Linked DNA regions of Mus musculus: region 1 is linked to region 2. Evidence: chromatin loops called from intact Hi-C (ENCODE). Cell type or tissue: left cerebral cortex. All regions are shown on one strand.

What was found. Peaks named below come from ENCODE experiments on the same cell type or tissue, not always from the same donor. Only the 100,000 strongest peaks of a DNase experiment are listed, where the experiment ranks them.
Region 1: a loop joins it to region 2, with 2.6 times the contacts of the local background. A loop is called at or near these places in 3 of 42 quality-filtered maps.

What each region holds. Positions count from the first base shown.
Region 1 is chr12:74,051,523-74,059,522 of GRCm38, forward strand. All of the region lies in intron 1 of Syt16 (synaptotagmin XVI), which reads left to right. Among named protein-coding and RNA genes, the nearest start is that of Syt16, 58 kb to the left of the region's middle. In left cerebral cortex, a CTCF peak has its summit at 4,331 (motif pointing right); a DNase peak (open chromatin) is centred at 4,227; H3K27ac peaks cover 919 bases.
Region 2 is chr12:74,181,000-74,188,999 of GRCm38, forward strand. The region is part of intron 3 of Syt16 (synaptotagmin XVI); the gene reads left to right. Among named protein-coding and RNA genes, the nearest start is that of Gm40889, 44 kb to the left of the region's middle. In left cerebral cortex, a CTCF peak has its summit at 3,971; DNase peaks (open chromatin) are centred at 228, 7,484 and 7,970.

The DNA of each region.
Region 1 (8,000 bases), 130 kb before region 2:
CTTTTTCTCTGAGATGTGTTTCCTGTAAGCAGCAAAATGTTGGGTCTTGTTTGTGTAGCCAGTTTGTTAGTCTATGTCTTTTTATTGGGGAGTTGAGACCATTGATGTTAAGAGATATTAAGGAAAAGTAATTGTTGCTTCCTGTTATTTTTGTTGTTAAAGTTGGCATTCTGTTCTTGTGGCTGTCTTCTTTTAGGTTTGTTGAGGGATTACCTTCCTGTTTTTTCTAGGGCGTTGTTCCCGTTCTTGTATTGTTTTTTTTTTCTGTTATTATCCTTTGAAGGGCTGGATTCGTGGAGAGATAATGTGTGAATTTGGTTTTGTCCTGGAATACTTTGGTTTCTCCATCTATGGTAATTGAGAGTTTGGCTGGGTATAGTAGCCTGGGCTGGAATTTGTGTTCTCTTAGTGTCTGTATAACATCTGTCCAGGCTCTTCTGGCTTTCATAGTCTCTGGTGAAAAATCTGGTGTAATTCTGATAGGCTTGCCTTTATATGTTACTTGACCTTTTTCCCTTACTGCTTTTAGTATTCTATCTTTATTTAGTGCATTTGTTGTTCTGATTATTATGTGTCGGGAGGAATTTCTTTTCTGGTCCAGTCTATTTGGAGTTCTGTAGGCTTCTTGTATGTTCATAGGCATCTCTTTATTTAGATTTGGGAAGTTTTCTTCAATAATTTTGTTGAAGATGTTTGCTGGTCCTTTGAGTTGAAAATCTTCATTCTCATCCACTCCTATTATCCGTAGGTTTGGTGTTCTCATTGTGTCCTGGATTTCCTGGATATTTTGAGTTAGGATCTTTTTGCATTTTCCATTTTCTTTGATTGTTGTGCCAATGTTCTCTATGGAATCTTCTGCACCTGAGATTCTCTCTTCCATCTCTTGTATTCTGTTGCTGATGCTCAAATCTATGGTTCCAGATTTCGTTCCTAGGGTTTCTATCTCCAGTGTTGCCTCACTTTGAGTTTTCTTTATTGTGTCTACTTCCCTTTTTAGGTCTAGTATGGTTTTGTTCATTTCCATCACCTGTTTGTATGTTTTTTCCTCTTTTTCTGTAAGGACTTCTACCTGTTTGATTGTGTTTTCCTGTTTTTCTTTAAGGACTTGTAACTCTTTAGCAGTGTTCTCCTGTATTTCTTTAAGTGATTTATTAAAGTCCTTCTTGATGTCCTCTACCATCATCATGAGATATGCTTTTAAATCTAGGTCTAGGTTTTCGGGTGTGTTGGGGTGTCCTGGACTGGACGAAGTGGGAGTGCTGGGTTCTGATGATGGTGAGTGGTCTTGGTTCCTGTTAGTAAGATTCCTACGTTTACCTTTCGCTATCTGGTAATCTCTGGAGTTAGTAGTTATAGTTGACTCTGTTTAGAGGTTGTTCTTCTGGTGTTTCTGTTACCGTCTATCACCAGACCTGGGAGACAGATTCTCTCCTCTGAGTTTCAGTGCTCAGAGCACTCTCTGCTGGCAAGCTCTCTTACAGGGAAGGTGTGCCGAAGAAGAAGGCCCAAAACAGGGCCTTTCTCAGAAGCTGTGTTGCTTTGGCAGTTCCCAGAAGCTGTCAGCTTCTGTGGTGCAGACTCTCATCTGTGCAGACTAAATTCCTAAGTTCCAGGGAGTCCCGGAACCAAGATGGCGACCGCTGCTGCTGAGGCTGAGGCCGCCTCCCAAGCCAGGCGGACACCTGTCCTCTGGTCCGGATGGTGGCCGGCTGTCTGCGGCCCGCCAAGGGTGCTGCCTCAGCGGCTCTGTGCTTCCGCCTGTCCCAGAAGCTGTCCGGTTCTCTCGGTCGCCAGTTTTTGCCACCATGTTAGGGGTCTGTGTTTGTGTTTTGGCCCTTGCAGGTTTCTACCATATATTTTTGAGGCTTCTTCTCCTCTTTTGTAGAAAGTCCGAAGAAATCCAAGCCAGCCATCTCTTTCTTGCTGCTGCTATGGAGAATAGGACACGAGGGAAACTCAGGATGATGAGCAGCAGCTGCCCATTGGCTCACACAGGATGGTTTAAGCCTGTAGCCTGTGGCAAGACCCCAGTTAAAATGGATAAATGCAAAGGTCTGTCATCTTATCTAACAGAGATGTCTAGGTGCAGGGCTGACTCAGGGTGGCTGGGCCTGAGGATGGAGATGTGGCTGTCACTTGCTGGCCCCTCCTTCCTGTCCTCCTTCCCTTCTTCCCCTGGCCTTTCTTTCTGTATTGCTGCCCTCCCTCAACTTCCCATCAGTCTTCCTCCATTCTGTCCTGACTTCACCTCCCTCCAGTCTCTTCCTCCGTCCATCTCTCTTTTCCTGCTGCCTGTGATTCATTCTGACCTCCTTCTCCCTTCACCTCACCCCTCTTTTCCCTCTCCCATCTTTGCTCCTCCATCCCCTTTACCTCCTATTCCTACTCCTGCCTCCATTCCTCACCCCCCACCCCCGGCCTTCACCTTCCCACCTGTTCACCTGCTGTCCCGGCCACCCTTGCTCTCCCTGCTTGTGCTTCCTCTGTGGCTCTATTCCTCCTCTGTCTGTCTTCTCATTGCCCACCATCTCTTGGCTCATGCTAAGCTTGCTCTCTAGCACAGACCCTCCTCCCATGGTGGCTTCCCTGAAGCTCTAGATGTCCAGCTTCCCTGTCCAGCTCGGCCTTTTCCATGGAAAAGGACTTTTTGTCTTTTAGAATAGTTCTGTCCAAAAGACTCAGGATTAGCCTTCACACGGCCCAGTAGGGGACTGAAATATGCTGCAGGCCAGAAGCTGAAGAGGGGCAGGGGAATTTATTTGTTACTGTGTATATTTAAGTTTTGGAAAGACATCAGCTAGAGAAGGCAGTTGAGGTGCTGGACTCAGAAGAGAAAGGATTGGGTGCAGGGCCGGTACCCTTGCTGAGCCTATCGGGCCTACTGGTTGCCAGTGCTCGAATAATGACCCCAAATCTCGATAGAATAGAAGCTAATTTTTTCCTTCTCAGTTTTCCGTAGTTCAGTGTAGGTGAGGTCACTTCCCACAAAGTTTCTCTCAGTAGCCGAGTGTTCTCGGCTTATTTCTGGGAAAGAGTAGAAAACAGATCACTGATTACTCTCAGGTGGCATGCAGAACTTTTTGTGTACAGCCCCTTTAACCAGAACCCAGACTCTTGCTCCTAAGCTGCAGAGGATCATGGGAACTTTGTTGGTGGTCTGTATACAGGAAGAACTTGAACATGACTTGGGGAGGGCATGCCAGTTTTAGGGCTGAGGTCAGGTGGTGGGGATGCATAGTGGACAGCAAGCTGCTGGGACTAACCCAGTTCTCTCTGGGTATATCACACACACACACACACACACACACACACACACACACACACACTTTCCTCTGAAGCTTTTCCCATCATTCCTTTGGATCTAGCTGGTCCTGAAACTCTGCCTTTTTTTTTTTTTGAGAAGGTTTTTGGTATTCATACTTCCCGACAACATGGACTCGAAGCTTCAATCTCTTCATTTCATAGGCATAATGTTTAGGACAACAGCTTCCCTGAGTCTTCGTTTCTACCCTTTCTATACTGTGCAAGGAATGGTCATTAATGTGAACCCAATTTCAAAAGCACGCAAACCGCTTCACGATTGGGACATTTTCTACTTTTAGCTGTCATCTTAATTAGCAGTTCAGTGAGGCTCCACATGCTTGTGTTACATCTGGGTGTGGCCTGTGCCGCAGGTGCCCATTCTCCACCCACTCGTGTCTTGTAAGTTCAGAGATAAAAGAGAGTCCAGGATTCACCCATTCCAACATCTTATTTTTCCATAAGGAGGAACCAAGGCCCAGAGAGGCTGCATGTTCATGCAGAGTCACACTGCTGGTCAGTGGTAGAGCTGAGCACAGAGCCATGCCGTCTGCATCCACCCACGGCTCCACTCTCAGGTGCAGCCTTTCACCTTTCCCAGTGTTGTTATTTTGACAGATACAAACTTGCCAGCCAGACTCCATGTCTGCTCAGCTCTGCCACCCGCCTCATAGGCGAGTCTATCGTTTTCCAGAGGTTGCAGGTTCTCTCCCTCCTACCCACACACCTCCTGCCCTGACCAGCTCGTCATGAAGTGTAGAGGTTTTCCTGCGTTCCAGCCTCAGAGACTGTCCTATCTATAGAAGCCGTTGGTTGTGCAGAGCAGGCTGGTGCAGCTGAATGAGAGGCGATAAAGACATAGGTAATTGCTGTAGGGTAATACTGCTGCCAACAAGATGATTGAACTCCCACACAGAAGGTGAACAGATGGTATATTTATTGAAATTCATCGGCTGTGAGATGGAATCAGTTTAACTGACGGCTGGGTACCCTCCTTTCAGACGGAGGGAGGCTCAGGAAACAGCAAGCCTGCCACTAGGGGGCATGATGGTCTCAGGCCCAGAGCCCCTCTTGTCAGAGAGGAAGCCCAGGTTCTGGGTACACTGAAGAATCAATCACTTTAGTTGATTTCCTGATTGAGGCTAAAAAATCATCTCTGTGGCTAAGGAGGAAACCACTATGTTTTTAAAACTTAAAGTCATTTTCAAAGGGCATTTACATAAAATACTCCACTAAAATAACATGGTATCAAATCGATGAGGAGGCAGACTGTGGCTTGTTGGGAGGGGGTGGGTAGGGCAGAGGCTTGGCTAGAAGTAGCTTTGGGTTCAGTACTCTTTAATATCATTGCCCCAATTGGACCTAATAACCTACCTACCTACCCTCTCCCTCTCCCTCTCCCTCTCCCTCTCCCTCTCCCTCCCCCTCCCCTCCCCTCCCTTCCCCTCCTCTTTCCACAGTCTTGCCCTTTAGTCCAGACTAGTCTAAAGTTTACAATGTAGCACAAGGTGGCCTCAGACTCATTAGTCACACCTCCTTATCCTTCTGACTAGCTGGGAGAAGGCCCATGGCAACAGGCCAGGTCACCAATGACATCCCTATCCTATCAGCTGCCTCCCTCTTCAGCATCGCCTGTGTCGTGTAGCCCAGAATGGCAGACAGAACACTGGCTCTAGAAACCTCATTCTGAAAGTTGTAAGAAAAGTGTGTAAATCCACTGGGAAGCCCTGGGACAAACTAGGGGAACTGACACGGGAACGTGGGTTGATGGAAACCTGGTATGTCCCCTAGGACCTTGCATGCTTGTCACCTCTGTTGTCTTAGCTAATCTTAAGGCTCCTCCCCTGCTGGGGGAGACCCTCTGCTTTCCAGATTCATAATAAACAGAAGCATTGCTGGTAACCTGGTGATCCCTCACCTTCGTCACTTTGTGTGGGAACAATTTCTTACTTTTTTGAGTTTATAAACGTGCCCATTTGTATACTCTATAGTCTTGATTGAATTGTTTCTTGTGCAGGCAGGTTTTGTGTGGTACCTAAATATTCTCATGCCTAAAACAGGCCCATGGTCCTCTACTGTAGGGTTGTTTATAAAGATTAAATGGACACTTATTTATTTATTTATTATTAGATATTTTCTTTATATACATTTGAAATGCTATCCCAAAAGTTCCCTATACCCTCCCTCCACCTTGCTCCCTTACCCACCCACTCCTGCTTCTTGGCCCTGGCATTTCCCTGTACTGGGGCATATAAAGTTTGCAAGACCAAGGGGCCTCTCTTCCCAGTGGGAACTAGGCCATCTTCTGCTACATATGCAGCTAGAGATACGAGCTCTGGGGGTACTGGTTAGTTTATATTGTTGTTCCACCTATAGGGTTGCAGACCCTTTTAGCTCCTTGGGTACTTTCTCTAGTTTCTCTATTGGGGGCCCTGTGTTCCATCTTATAGATGACTGTGAGCATCCACTTCTGTATTTGCCAGGCACTGGCATAGCCTCATATGAGACATCTGTACCAGGGTCCCTATTCTAAGGAGGAATGAAATATCTACCCATTGGTCTTCCCTCTTCTTGATTTTCTTGTGTTTTGCAAATTGTATCTTGGGTGTTCTATGTTTCTGGGCTAATATCCACTTCTCAGTGAGTGCATATCTAATGACTTCTTTTGTGATTGGGTTACCTCACTAAGGATGATATCCTCCAGATACATCCATTTGTCCAAGAATTTCATAAATCCATTGCTTTTAATAGCTGAGTAGTACTCCATTGTGTAAACGTACCACATTTTCTGTATCCATTCTTCTGTTGAGGGACATCTGGGTTCTTTCCAGCTTCTGGCTATTATAAATGAAGCTGCTATGAACATAGTGGAGCATGTGTTCTTATTACCAGTTGGAACTTCTTCTGGGTATATGCCCAGGAGAGGTATTGCTGGATCTTCCGGTAGTATTATGTCCAATTTTCTGAGGGACCTCCAGACTGACTTCCAGAGTGGTTGTACAAGCTTGCAATCCCATCAGCAGTGGAGGAGTGTTCCTCTTTCTCCACATCCTGGACAGCATCTGCTGTCACCTGAATTTTTGATCTTAGCCACATCTGACTGTTGTGAGGTGGAATCTCAGGGTTGTTTTGATTTGCATTTCCCTGATGATTAAGGATGTTGAACATTTTTTCAGGTGCTTCTCAGCCATTCAGCACTCCTCAGGTAAGAATTCTTTGTTTAGCTCTGAACCCCATTCTTAATGGGGTTATTTGAATTTCTGGAATCCAGCTTCTTGAGCTCTTTGTATATATTGGATATTAGTCCCTTATCAGATTTAAGATTGGTAAAAATCCTTTCCCAATCTGTTGGTGGCCTTTTTGTCTTATTGACAGTGTCTTTTGCCTTACAGAAGCTTTGCAATTTTATGAGGTCCCATTTGTCAATTCTTGATCTTACAGTGCAAGCCATTGCTGTTCTGTTTAGGAATTTTTCAAGGCTTTTCCCTACTTTCTCCTCTCTTAATTTCAGTGTCTCTGGTCTTATGTGGAGGTCTTTGATCCACTTAGACTTGAGCTTTGTACAAGGAGATAAGAATGGAACAATTCACATTCTTCTACATGATAACCACCAGTTGTGCCAGCACCGTTTGTTGAAAATGCTGTCTTTTTTCTACTGGATGGTTTTAGCTCCCTTGTCAAAGATCAAGTGACTAGGTATGTGGGTTCATTTCTGGGTCTTCAATTCTATTCCATTGATCTACCTGTCTGTCAGTTAAATGTACACTTTTATGTAAAATGTTTGAAACAAAGTCATACAAGTAGAAAGTACTCAAGGAACTCTAGCTTTGGTTTACTGTGACTACCATGATTATTACCCTGTGCATTTCTCACTGAATCCTATGGCTGCTACCACTGCCTCTACTCAGCCACTGTGTTACATTGTTACATTGTTAAATTGCTACTACTGACTTCATTTGAATTTCTGGGCATTCATTTGCACTGAATGTAGAAAATATTTAATCATACCACTTTAAGGTAAGTCCCCTTTTCTACATTTTAGTGAATTTGGAAAATTTCATTTCTTCTAGAAAGAATAGGTTAATCTGAGGCTTTTTTTCTGCTTTTTTCAGTGCAGATGGGGACAATGTAGCTCCTGCTTGTCCTATCTGCCCTGAGATATCTTGTCTTTAGATTATTCCTTTGTCCTCTGTTCTTGCACATCTCAGAATCTCCAGCCATTCTTGTGCCTTGTGGGACTCTCTAGTGTCATGCTCTAAGAAGCTCAGCTAAGTCATCATTCATAGTAATACAGCAGTTAATTTTTATATCATTAATTTTGTGTTTCATATATAATGTATGTGCTTGGACAGTCTGATAGACCTGTCCAAGCAGTAGCTTTGGGTCCACCAACCTCACCACAAACACCTGAACAACGTCTTCCTTCTTGCCATTGGGATGGCTTCTCCATCATTAGCTGAGAGGAAGTTCTCAGCTTCACATGAGCTGTTGGGACACTACAGTATGTGTCAGTGGTGACTGAACCTGCGATATGTGTTATGTGACCACTTGCTTTGTAGTGTTGAGATAGTCACCTTACATATTCATATTATTCATAAGGAAATATGTAAACTAGCTTCAGCTCCTCATCCCATATCATATAAACAAGAGGTAGACTCTCACCACTTCCTCTCCTGTATCACTTGGGATAGTGTTGTTTG
Region 2 (8,000 bases):
CCGTTCCGTGTCACATGCCATTTCTGGAGTTCAAGTAAAGTGACCTTTCCCAGGTCTTTCCCAGGAGCCTTGTCTGGAGGTGAAGTGAGGGAAATAAGGATTCCAGAGGCTAGAAGAGTAGCTGTTGGGTTGCAGAAGCAGCTAGGATAGAAGGCATCACCTCTGTTCTTACTTTGTACTTTGGCTTGGCTTCCGAGTCTGTTTCAGGAACAAACCTTGATTCCTGTGTCATTGCATGAGCCTTATGTCACCACAGGTGCCAGAAACAGCTGCTTTCTAGTGCATATGTCTGCCAAACCAGGCAAAGCAGTATTTTCTCTGATGCCCTGTATAATGTATCTCCACTGATTTGGTTCAGTTTCTCTGAATGTTAGAAAATGCCCCAAACATCTTTCCAGGCTGAGGTAACTACACAGAATCCCTTTTACTTATCTGTCTACAGTTAGGTAACAGATCACCTAAAACATAGTGGCTTTAAACAACCAATATCTGTCTCAATTCCCACAGGCAGGTCTGTAGACATGTCAGCTGAGTCGTTTGCTCAGGTGTCATAACACCGCAAGAAAAGAGTAGCTGGGTAGTGTTCTTATCTGGGCTTTTGGCAGGAGGGAAATCTACTTCCAAACTCTCTCAGGTTGTTGGAAAAAAAGGATGTCCCTTTAGATATCTGTATTCTCCACCTGCAGCTCTTGGAGGCCAGGTACACGTCCTTCTACAAGATGGCCAATTCCTTCATCAAGATGGAGCCTGATGGCAAAGAGAATGCCGTGTTGTGTAATATAGTCATGGGTGAGGCACCCTGTCACTTTTGACATGGTCTACTGAGAAAAGCAAATCACAAACACCAGTAGCATTGAAGGGGAGGGAACCAAACAGAGGCATAGATGACAGAATGTGGGCTTTGGTGGGACACTAGTCTGACCGTTTAAATGGAGAAATGGCATGAAAAGAAGAAGCTACTAAAATATGTTTATATAAATGAATTCTTTGATGAGAAAAAACAAACCTAATATTAGCTGCTACAATTGGATCCTATCATCTTTGGAAAGATGGTCCATGTGTGACTATGTCAAGTAAATACAGATTACAAACTGGAAGAGTGTAACACTCCAAGGGCCTTCACATTTTGTTACAATATTTGCCTTAGGAAGACATCAGACAAAAATTAGTATCCAACAATTTATCTTGATTTTCTCTATTTATGATCAATGCACATCTAAAAGAAAGTGCTAGGGCCTAGAATTTTTTTCTTCTTTTTTTTTCTTCTTTTGTTCTTCACACTTGAAAGTTTCTGTGCTGAAACTTGAGTCCTTTCGTTGATGGTATTAGGATGTAAGGACTATGGGGATATAAGTCGATCTGAGGTCTCACCCTGACTGGTGGGATTAGTGTTCTTATTGAAGGCCTCTGAGAGCAGCCTTGCCTCTTCTGCTGTGGTGGTACAGAGTAAGAGCCTTCAGCTATGATCCATGAATTCCTCAGTCCCTACTGCATATGCAGGTGCCTTGTTCTTGGCCTTGTGGCCTAGTCCCTGTCTGTTGCTGTGAAGAGACATTATGACCATGGCAACTCGTATGGAAGAAAGCATTTAATTTGGAGCTTCCTTACAACTTCAGAGGTTTAGTCCATTTTCATCATGGTAGCATATATGATACTAGAATAGTAGCTGAGAGCTATATCCTGATCCATGGGTAGCAGGATGAGAGAGTCAATTGGGTCTAGCATGGGCTTTTGAAACATCAAAGTCCAAATCCAGTGACACACTTACTCCAACAAGGCCATACCTCCTAATCCTTTCAAATAGTTCCACTCCATATGACCTATGGAGGCCATTCTTATTCAAACCACTATGCCTTGCCAGCTTCTAGAACTGTAAGAGATACATTTCTGTTGGTTCATGAGTCTGTCGCTTCTGTGAGGCCACTGTGTCATGTCCATGCAAGGAGAGCTGCAGAGGCTTTCCCACGCCGGGCAGCTTAGCTAGTAAACCACTGCAGTATTTCCTAAGAGCCATCTCAGATTCTTTGGCAGTATCTTTTGTGCATGCTCTAGGGACAAAAGATCAAGGGAGCACTCCTCTTTGGCATGCCATCTGTAGAAATGAAGTCATAGCAGTTTTATTGCAGTGGCACAGTCCCAAAGTCATTCATAAGATGTGTCCCTTGACTAAAAGTTTTTCATCCAGGATGAGAGGTATGTTATATATGTTAGAAAGATATTGTCATGGAGTGTGCTGGAAAATATTTATTTTGTGCATTATTAATCCAGTCTTTGAGATATTCTGTTTATTCTGTTACTTTTTTTTTTACTTTAAAGTTATGGCATAGATTACAATGTGATTTTTGTCAAATTATAAATATTTGATCCTTAAATATGTTCCTAAAACTTCAATAATTTAAATTGCATTAACTTTGTGTCATTTTTTTCCCCTGGCATATAGGTTTGGGCTCCCTCTTCTGTGGCTTCCGCTTCAATTCCCGTCCTCAGGTCCTTCCTTTCCTGACTTCCCTTGATGATGGACCTATAACATGGGAGCCAAATAGATCCATTCTTACTCTAAGTCGCTTTTATCATAGGAACAGAGAAACAAACTAGAACAGAAGTTCATACCAGGAATGGGGTTGTTTCTACGGGGCGTTGATTGTAGAAGGTTTGGGATTTGTATTGGAAAAGCTTCTGAGTGCTCACAGCTTAATTGACTGTCCTGTGGGAAGTTGGAAGATAATAATATCGAGAAAAGAAAATACAACGGAGTCCTGGCTTGAAGGTTTCAGAGGAAAGTTTAAGAGCCCCTCAAAGACTCTTATCAAAGCTGTTTGTAATGATACATTTGAATTAAAAAATCATAAAAGTAAAGTTTGTGTTTCATAGGGGCAGTGGATTTTGGTCAGGTGTGCTGAAGCATCAGCTATAATTAAGAAGAGAATGGCCTGTTTGAAGTGAACTTTCTTGGTAGTATTTCTTAGGGTTATTATCACACAGAGACTGTGGTCTAATGGGGGAAAGGTTGCATTTTAAGTTGGTAGTAGAACTTGACATTATGTAAGGTTTTTGACATGGTACTTAAAAAATATTTATGTATATGTTGTGTGTATATATGTCTGTGTACCTTGTGTGTGCCTGGTATCTGCAAAGGCCAGAAAAGGGTGTCAGAATTCCTGGGCCTGGAGTTTGATTCAGATGTGAACTTCTATGTGGGTGTTGGGAATTGAACCCAGGTCCTCTGGAAAGCAGGCAATGTTATCAACTGCGGAGCCATACTGGTTTTGAAGATATGAAAGAGTCATAAAGAATAGAGGAGGCTTGGTACCATGTGAAGTCCCTGCAGAGAGACTCTGAGAGGCCATTGGTGAAGATGCAGCCTCAGTTCAAAGAGAAACCCCAGGATTTTGGAGATGCCAGGATCATGAGATGACCACCAAGTATAGCAGCAGGTACGGAGTGGATCTAACCTAAGCCTGTATGATAAGCTGTATGTGCTATGAATGGTGGCGGTGAAGAGGGGAGCTACCTAAGCTGTCTAAAGCTCAAAGACCAGGAGTTCCCGTTTTTCCGATGTAGCCCATTACAGTCACGCATCACCAAGTTAAAAAACTACCCACAATTTGCCTAAGACGGGTTATATTGGCAAGAAAGGGGCAGAAAGTGTAATATCTAGAGAGGCCACCTCTTTTACCCCCTCAATTCCGGGTACTTGGTTTCTCCAGTCAGTGTGTAAGTCCCGAATGATCGAGGTATCGAGCGCGCTGGGTCTGTCTCTGGTGCCATTTGGTTTGCGCTTCTGGATTCTCCACGGAATTAGCTGAAATTCATCATGAGTATCCAGGGCATTTAGTTTTTGTAAGAGTTTGAAGTTCATAGGCGCTTGGTGAGTCAGTTTCAGACTTCTACCCCACCCCGCCCCGCCCCTACTGCCGCTGCACTTTCTGTTCCCAGCCCTGCAAATGTATAAGCCACCAGCGCCGCTTTGGGGTGACCCTGCGCATGGACGTTGCTTTCAGTAACAATTCATTTTGTTTTTTTGTTTTTTCTTTGAACTTATCTTTTATTAAACAGGATTCTTTTCTCACATAATCTGATTACGGTTTCTCCTCCCTCTAGTCCTTCCAGCACTTACCCACTTCGCCTCCCATCGGATCTGCTCCCTTCTTGTCTCTCAGAGAAGAGCAGTTGATTTCAGAGTTCTCTTCTGTCTCAGAATCAACGTGGGCTATTTAGGAGTTTTCATAGGACTCCCTCTGCCAACAAGTCAACTGAATGTAACCCAGTCTCAGCACTGGGACCTTTTCCTGGCTACAAAAGATGGCCAGTTCAGATTTTATATTCTCTATAACTAGGAGTCCTCCCTTAGTGTTCGCTAATTCCAGCTGTCTTTCCCCCCACTCTTCCCCTCCATCCCTACAGCACTGTGTCCCCACCCCCACCCCCACCCCCTTCTGCCCCAGTCTGCTTGCAATGCCAGGAACCAGAGACTGGGTACCCTAGAGACTAAGAACCAAACATGACTAGCAAAGAAGGAGGAGGAGAAGGAGAAGAAATTATTCACAATGGTAATTTATTTTGCTGTACTCCTAGATCAGTGCCTTGTTTTGTTGCATCATGTGGATAGAGAGTCTAAATTGGAGAGCTCTATCAGGGACTCTGTGGAAGAGGGGGAGGAAAGACTGTAGGAGTCAGAGGGGATGGGAACTACCAGGAGAACATGACTAACTGAAAGAACTAAACAGGGTTCACATGGGCCGACAGAGACTGAAGCAGCACGCGTGCACACACACACACACACACACACACACACACACACACACACAACTTTTATATATTTAAGAGTTAATGGAAAATGTAAATGAGCTAAATACCTAATAAAAAATGGAAAAAAAAAACAAAAAAAAAAAACAAAAAAAAAAACAAAAAAAAAAAAAAAAGAGTTAATGGAAAAGGAGGCTATGCATTTGAAGGAGAGCAAGAACATTTTAAAAATGAATTTTCATGTTAATTTTAATTGTTAAAGTAGTATTAAGAAGTACTTGAAGGGGCTGGGCATGGTGGTACTGGTACCTAATCTGAGCATTTAGTAGGTGGGGCCTTGGAGGGTCGTGGGGGGACAACTGCTGCACATTTGAGGCAAGCCTGGTTTGAGAAAGAATTATTAATAGGATTGATTAAGAAGAACATAAAATGGGAAAGGTCATCAAATGTACGAAGGCTAACTAACATTCTTTTATTTTAGAGTACAATGAATATGGGAACATTACTTTTGTAAAATATCTCTTTTATTTTGTATTGAGTTTAAAAGATCACTTATTTATTTAAAAAAATCCTTCTCTCATATTACATCCAGACCACAGTTTCCCCTCCCTCCCCTCCTTACAGTCTCTCTCCCACCCAATCCACTCCTCCCCCCCTTTTCCGCTCAATAAATGAAGGAAGGAAGGAAGGAAGGAAGGGCAGGCCTCTCAGAAATATCTACCAAACATAATATATCAAATTTCAATAAGACTAGGTACCTCCCCTCATATTCAGGCTGGACAAGGCAACCCAGTAGGAGGAAAAGAGTCCTAAAAGCAGACCAAAGAGTCAGAGACAGCCCCTGCTCCCACTGTTACGAGTCCCACAAGAAGACCTCTGTGTATGTATGTATGTATCTATAACACACGCAGAGGGCCTAGGTCAAACCCATGCAGGCTCATTGATGGCCAGTTCAGTTCTTGTGAACCCCAGGTTTGTTGATTCTATGAGTTTTCTTGTGTCCTTGACCCCTCTAGCTCCTATAATCTTTCCTCCTCCTCTTCTGCAGAGCTTGGAGCTGGAGCTCTGCTTATTCTTTGGCCATGGGTCTCTGCATCTGTTTCCATCAGTGGTTGGATGAAGCCTCTTTGGTGATGATTATGACTGGCTCCTTTCTATGAGTATAGCAGAATTTCGCTGACTCCTGCCCCACTCCTGGCAGGAGTGTTTGGTTCTATCCTAGGTCTCTGGGTTATCTAGCCCCTGGGTCCTGGACCTCCAGGCAGTGTCAGGGGTGGGCTTCCTTTTGTGGCATAAATCTCAAGGTGGTACAGTCATTGGTTGGCCACTCTCACAATTTCCGGGCCACCTATACTGAAGCAGGACAGATTGTAGATTGAGGGTTTTGCTGCTGGGTTGGTGTTCCAGCCCCTCCATTGGAAATCTTGCCTGGTTATAGGAGATGGTCAGTTTAGGCTATGTATACCCCATTATGAGTAATCATAGCTAGGGTCACCCTCAAAGATTGCTGGGAGGTTCCATTACACTAGGTTTCTACCTCCCCCCCCCCAAATTCCCATTGTCTCTTTCATTACTCTCTCCTTGCATCCTCTCCTGCCCCCAGTCTACCCACAATATCTATTCTATTTCTCCTTCCCAGGGAGATTCATGTGTCTCCACCTTAAGCCCTCCTTGTTACTTAGCCTCTCTGGGTCTGTGGATTACAGCATGGTCATCCTTTACTGTGCAGCCAATATCTACTTATAAATGGTTACATACCATGTTTGTCTTTCTAGGTCTGGCTTACCTCACTCAGAATGATTTTTTTTTCTAGTTCCATACATTTGAGTGCAAATTTCATGATGTCATTTTTTTTTAAACAGTTGAGTAACACTTCATTGTATAAATGTACAATGAAGTTTGGTTTTCTTTGACCATCCTTCAGTTGAGAAACATTCGCATTACTTTTTGTAAAATATCATTTTCATTTTGTATTGAGTTTTAAAGTTAATTAGTTAATTGATTGATTGATACAGGATCTCTCTACATAGCTCTGGCTGTGATGGAACTCACACATAGACCAGGCTGGCCTCAAACTCAAAGAGATCCTCCTACCTATGCCTCCTGAACGCTGGGATTAAAAGAATGCACAACCATGCCCAGCTAAAGGGCCATTTTAAGAGGAATTTTAAAGGCATTTATTAATGTGAACTTGAAAGAACTAGGCATAGAAATTGTTTTTCTTATAATCATGTATAATCAAGAGAAAAGAAACAGCAGAAACATAATGGGACATTTAATATTGAGTTTTGAGAACTATTTCTTAAAAGTGGAAACAGGGATGGAATCAATGTAATTCAGGAGTAGACCCTTGCCTGTCACAGGGGAATCGCTGACGTGAAAAACAAACACAAAATGGAAACAGCTCGCTCTAGCCCTTTGTGCACAATTCAGTCTGAGGCTGGGGTTTCACACAGTAGGTGGGCCTTTGCACAATTACCATTCCTACCTAGTTCTCACAGGGCCAGGCTGAGCATTGGGGTGAAGGATGGAATGGCCTTTCTCCATCAATGCCTTGGGTGAGTATGCAATGAAAAAGAAACCCCACAGTAGGAGCATGCGCAGTAGGAGCATGCTCCGGGCTTTCCCACAGCACCAGTGCGAGTGAACAGTGATGCCCACAGTGGTTTGCTCTCGATTGTGAAGATCTCGATGAGTCTCTGGAGATCACGTGGGGGGCTCTAAAAATGATATGTTACACTTCCTTTCGGGAATTCTCTTCCCAGAATAGTGTAGTTCTTTGAAACTCTCATTTAAATGAGCTTCATGGTCTGTGGAAGGTGTGAACGCTCACACCTGCTTTGCAAATTGATAAACTACACCCCAAACTCCTAACAGGTGGTTTGCTTGAAATCCAGTCATGAGTCAGCAGCTCCTCCGTCCTCCGCTAACTCCCTGACCTCTCTTTTCATGGCATTTTAGTTAGGAAAACACATTTAATAATAGGAGCATGTTGGTCGGCTTTTTTTTTTTTTTTTTTTTTTTTTTTTTTTTTTTTTAAATCTTGAGGCCATTGCGTTTCCTTGTGTGTATGTGTGTGTACACACTGATGCCGCTTGTGTGTGTTTCTGTGTTTGCCTGTGTTTTCTGAAACATTTTTGCCAAGTGGTATCTTCTTCCCACTTTCCAGATGGTAGTTCTGAATCTCTCCCTTTTTGAAATTGCTCACAAATCAGGAGGCTCTGCCTGCCAGTTAACAGATTTTAACAGCAGCT